Regions from separate parts of the Homo sapiens genome. Here region 2 is linked to region 1. Evidence: read pairs that join two places in POLR2A ChIA-PET (ENCODE). Cell type or tissue: PC-9. All regions are shown on one strand. Each heading gives the region's core, and the rest is flanking DNA. Links, peaks and the distances in the headings are about the cores only.

Region 1 (2,821 bases), core at 270-2,769:
ACCTGCAAGGATTAGTCTTGAACAAGTTGATGCTTCTTTTCTACTTTATATTATCTCCTTAGTTTCCAAACACTATCTGTAGAGTTATATCTCCAAATGTATATTGTAAGCCCAGAATAGCCATGTATGTCGAGTCATCTATTTGATATCTCCACTTCAGTACCTCAAAGGCACCTCAAACTTTCCATGACACAATCTCCTTTTCCATACCTGGTTCTATTCAGTGTTCTCTTTTCCCAGGAATGGTGCCATCATACATAAAATTGCATAATCCATTTTCTGTTTCCCATTTCTCATACGCAGTCCATCATTAGGTGTTATTGATTTTATTACAAAAATATTTCTCAATGTTATTTTGAAAACATTTTACTCTACTGACATAACCACTATGCTGTCCAAAAGACAATCATCTTTTGGACTAAATAGTAAGTAGCCCACAAACTATTTATTGCTTATCTATCCAACTGTCAATCTAATTCATTCTTCATCCTTCAGGTGGAGTAAACGTTTTCCTTCCAAACACAAATCTGATCATATTATTCCCACTTGCTTAAGATCCTTTAATGCCTTTCCACTGCTCTTATGCTAAAGGCCCTATCATGGCTAGCAAAGCCCCACATGGACTGCTTCCTCTCTCACCATTTCGTAGTGTACTCCCTTTTGCTCCTTGACTTTCAATGACATAACCAAAATACAACTTTCTTTAGATTCCTTGAACATTTCATGCACCATAGGATCTTTGCAAATTCCATTCTCTCCATTGAGCACTTTTTTTTTTTTTTTGAGATGGAGTCTCGCTTTGTCACCCAGGCTGGAGTGCAGTGGCACAATCTTAGCTCACTCCAACTTCCGCCTCCCAGGTTCAAGCGATTCTCCTGCCCCAGCCTCCTGAGTAGCTGGGATTACAGGCACATGCAACCATGTCCGGCTAATTTTTGTATTTTTAGTAGAGACAGGATTTCACCGTGTTAGCTAGGCTGGTCTTGAACTATTGATCTCAAGTGATCCACCTGCCTCAGGCTCCCAACGTGCTGGGATTATAGGTGTGAGCCACCACACCCGGCCTCTTTTTTTTTTTTTCAAGCAGGGTCTCACTCTGTCACCCAGGCTGGAGTGCAGTGGCACAAACATGGCTCACTGCAACCTCATTCTCCTAGGCTTGAGTGATCCTCCTGCCTCAGCCTCTGGAGTAGCTGGGACCACAGAGGCACGCTATCATGTCTGGCTGATTTTTAAATTTTTTTGTCAAGACAAGGTCTCGCCATGTTGCTCAGGCTGGTATTAAACTCCCGGACTCAAACGATCCTCTTGCCTCAGCCTCCCAAAGTGCTGGGGTTACAGATGTGAGCTACTGCGCCCCACCAAGAATATTCTTTATCACCCTAGCTCCTTTGCCTAGATACCTTCTATTTATCTTTTGATTCTTAGGTTAAGTGTCTGTTTTTTTGGAAATCCTCTCTAGATGTTCCTAGTCTTTCACAGAATGTTTTTTCCAGCCTTTCAGAACACTTATCTCTACTTACAATTACATATCCGTGAGCATAATTATTTGAAAAACATTATTTAAGAAATATCTCTATTCCCCTCCTACAGGCAGTATGTTTTTTTGTTCACTAGGAATTTAGTAATACTTCTGTATAAATAAATATTATATTTATCTATACACCTTTGTTTCTATTTCAGGTTGTTTCTTTGGACTATATGCCCAGAGGTGAATTGAATGAATCAAAAGGTACACAACAATTCTTTTTTTTTTTTTGAGAGGGAGTGTCTGGGTCTTTGCCCAGGCTGGAGTGCAGGGGCACGATCTCAGCTCACTGCAACCTCTGCCTTCCGGGTTCAAGCAATTCTCCTGCCCCAGGCTCCTGAGTAGCTGGGTTTACAGGCACGTGCCACCACACCTGGCTAATTTTTGGTAGAGACAGGGTTTCACCATGTTGGTCAGGCTGGTCTCCATCTCCTGACTTTGCGATCCACCCGCCTTGGCCTCCCGAAGTGTTGGGATTACAGGTGTGAGTCACCGCAATCAGCCTGTACACAACATTTCTAATGGCTTTCAGTACACAGACAGTTAGATGTGTTAATAGGCGATGACATATTCTCCCCTAAAGAACCCATTAATGAATCAAAGATAATTTGGGAAAGTTTTAGGTTGTAATTTCAATGAGGTTTTTTTTTTTTTTTTTTGCTTTCTTTTGTTTCAGCATTTTAATCTGTGACTTCAATCCCTATATAGAGAGGGAGCTTGTCAAGTCTGCACATGATACACAGCACAGAAGATACCAGACAACTGATTAATAGATGCAGGACCCAGCAATATCTTTTCAGGTTATACTAATGACCTCAGGCTGGGTGCGGTGGCTCATGCCTGTAATCCCAGCACTTTGGGAGGCTGAGGTGGGTGGATCACCAGAGGCCAGGAGTTTGAGACCAGCCTGGCCAACATGGTGAAACCCCGCCTCTACTAAAAATACAAAAAATAGCCGGGTATGCTGGCGCTAACCTGTAGTCCCAGCTACTCGGAGGCTGAGGCACAAGAATTGCTTGAACCCAGGAGGCGGAGGTTGCAGTAGGGGTTGCAGTGAGTGGAGATCATACCACTGCACTCCAGCCTGGGCAACAGAGCAAGACCCTATCTCAAAACGACAACAATAACAACAACAACAACAAAAACTAATCAAGATGAAATCCAGCAGGACAAATGTAGGATCCTTCACTTTGATTAAGAAATTCTGTAGCATGGGTACTGGATGAAAGTGTAGTTTAGTGAGACCCGTGGCTGCCTCTCATTGCTAACTCCAAAGTCCCTTCTACTGGCTTA
Region 2 (2,821 bases), core at 194-2,693, 210 kb before region 1:
CAGCCTGGGCGACAGAGCGAGACTCTGTCTCAAAAAAAAGAAAAGATTTTAAATGAAAGAATGGCAACAATGGATAGAATAGAGGCACTTATGATGGTTAAATAAATAAAAACAAATTGTTTAGACCTTTAGAACTATTTAATTATATTCTGAAGTAATTACATGAGTTTTTAAAAATCAAGTCCAAACACCTACACTAGTTAATAAGTTAATCAAAACATACCCAAATTTCTGAGGATTTCATCAAAAAATGAAAACTAATTCAGAAATCAGAATTTAGATCTGCTATGACCATTAAAAATGTTTGCATTTTTTGATCCAAACAACTGAATAAGCAGATTATATTTTCAAATGATATCAGCAATAATGGAGCTGAGCACAGCGGACAACCACTAGGTTAAAATATAGACATTAATTTTTAAATAATATTCCAATGGTGTAAATGAAAATATTCATCAGTTATATATTCCCTCTCGATCCTGAGAGTGATGAAAAAAATTGGGAAGAGGGGCGATACCACAGAGGAAGATCCAGATTTGCTTGTCTAAAAGTATAATGGAAAAAAATGTATCTTAGGATTCTTCACAGTACTTGAACATTTTAAGTTAATAAGAATTTATATGTAAACTCAAATCCACATTCTGAGGGTCTGATGGGGGCATTAAGGATAATTTTGACAGTGATCTGTAAGCTTCTGAAGGGGAAGGAATTGTTGAAAGATAGTACGTAAAGCAGTATCAGGGACAGAGAAAAGAGTAGAGAAAGAAGTGCAAGCTTTGGGCAGGAAGAAGGTACGAATACAGAAAAGGAATTTCATAAAAATTCCTGGGAAAAACGGACTAAAAAAAGGATTAATAAAGTTTCCAAATGGGAGGCAGAGGGGCTAAAGAAAAGTCACAGATTGAAAAAAATTACAGGAACTAAACTGAAGGAAAAATAACTGATTCTTTGAAGAGATCATTTTAAACCTTGGTACAGTCCAACTAAAATCCAGAAATGATACTAATAACATTCCTCAGCTCTATTATTTTTTATTCTAGTATGTTTTAATACTTGTTATTTAATTAAAATTGTGTGCCAATCAACTGAACACATGGAAGTGCTGGATCACAGCCAGCTGGTGGTGGGGAGGTGGGTGGGCAGAAAGGTTATTAGAGAACCACAGAGAGCTGACAAGCAAAGGATCCAGAGCATATTGATGGAAGCAATCTGCCTACCCTGTACACCTCCTGAAGGTAAGAGGGGCAGATCCTGGAACCAACCTTCCTAAAGAAGGCCCCATTTTGTTCTGACTGATTCTACACAATCTAAATAAACATTTGGGTATTGTTTACTCACTCCACAGGACTAGCCCCAAAATACCAAGAGAGGAGTTAGGAAACTTTGATGAGTCACAGAACTAGTAAGTCTCTTTAATAGTGTACATGTCTTCTGACCTCTATCAACCTATACTTTAATGAATTAGTTTCTTTTATTTCATTCTTCTCATAACCAAATTCATAAGATTGTAAGCCAGTTAAACAATAACAATTTTAGTAAAGTTAATTTTTATTTAAGTATGTTTTCCATACTTAAATTTTTATATATTCTAAGTACAGTGGTAAAAACACTGAGTTTTCAAAAATAGTTAGTTGGTGATACTGATGATTTATGTTCTTTTAAAAAGTTTCCTAGATAATAAATACACATTTAACACCAGAAAAGTTTTCATTTGGATCTTCTGGAATATAGAAGCCAGCATCATGCCCCTCTGTTACCTTAATCATGCTAAAAACAAAATATTCTATATACAGAAGGACTAAACATACTTTTACTTTTAAGAGAATTAAAATGGTAATAACAGAAATAATAAACAGGTTCAATTCACTGAGAGCTTACTAAATTCTAGACACTGTGCTAAAGGTTTTTAATGTGTTATATAATTTAATCCACCCCCAAAGCCTATGAATTGGGAACTACAATATCTAAATTGTATTGATGAAGAAATTTAGAGATTATCTAGAAAGGAATTTTAATTGAAAGCAATTAAATTTCACTTCCATTTTGATTACATAAAAATGTTATACCCAACAATATTGATGTAATTTTATTATATGTAAGTCTAAAATATCTAGGATCTTGAATTTAAAACACTAATACACACACACACACACACACAGACACAAAAGAATTGAAGTAGACTTTTCCTGAGACTTTGTTACTGGGGAGGTCAGCGTGTTTCTTTGAGCATCCCATCTATAAAACAAAAGACTGGGAGTAGTCCAATCCAGATTCTTTACACTGCCAAGGCTGAATTTTCTTTTCATCTCTCCTATACTTTACATGTTGAAAAACTTGGTCTAAAAATTTGTGAATACTTTTTCTATTCTCTTTAATCATATGTTTAAGATTATAAATTGGAATTTTAAGCTGATATGCTATATAATCAGTGCTATCAAACTCACTCAATAAAATTCCAGTCAAAAGAGAGAAGATGGAAATTTTAGTTAGCCCATTAAATCACACTGCAGTATGAATGATTTATTTAGGCTCTGAAATATTGCAATCAGATTATATTGGTTGGAGTGAATGTAAATTGAGACTGCCTCTCTTGGAGGACAATTTGACAGCATATTGGAAAATATTAATACACATACTCTCTGACCTAGTAACTCTCACTCTAGGAATTTGCTCTACAGGAATATTCACTGATAAACACAATGATTCAGGTACTAAGATATTAACAACAGCATTGTCCATACTGGTAAAAAGTTAGAAAAATTAAATTATAATAATAATGCTAACAATAACTAATTGTTATTGTTAAGCTATAAACTTGTTA

Evidence for each region. ChIA-PET counts read pairs that join two places held together with the same protein. Peaks named below come from ENCODE experiments on the same cell type or tissue, not always from the same donor. Only the 100,000 strongest peaks of a DNase experiment are listed, where the experiment ranks them.
Region 2: POLR2A ChIA-PET joins it to region 1 with 5 read pairs; 5 of 35 experiments call an interaction of 5 or more read pairs at or near these places.

What each region holds. Positions count from the first base shown.
Region 1 is chr6:104,863,950-104,866,770 of GRCh38, reverse strand. No RefSeq gene overlaps it. Among named protein-coding and RNA genes, the nearest start is that of HACE1, 5.4 kb to the right of the region's middle. In PC-9, for the core only: no CTCF peak of the experiment used is centred there; no DNase peak of the experiment used is centred there.
Region 2 is chr6:105,071,426-105,074,246 of GRCh38, reverse strand. The region is part of intron 3 of LIN28B (lin-28 RNA binding posttranscriptional regulator B); the gene reads right to left. Among named protein-coding and RNA genes, the nearest start is that of POPDC1, 64 kb to the left of the region's middle. In PC-9, for the core only: no CTCF peak of the experiment used is centred there; a DNase peak (open chromatin) is centred at 1,356.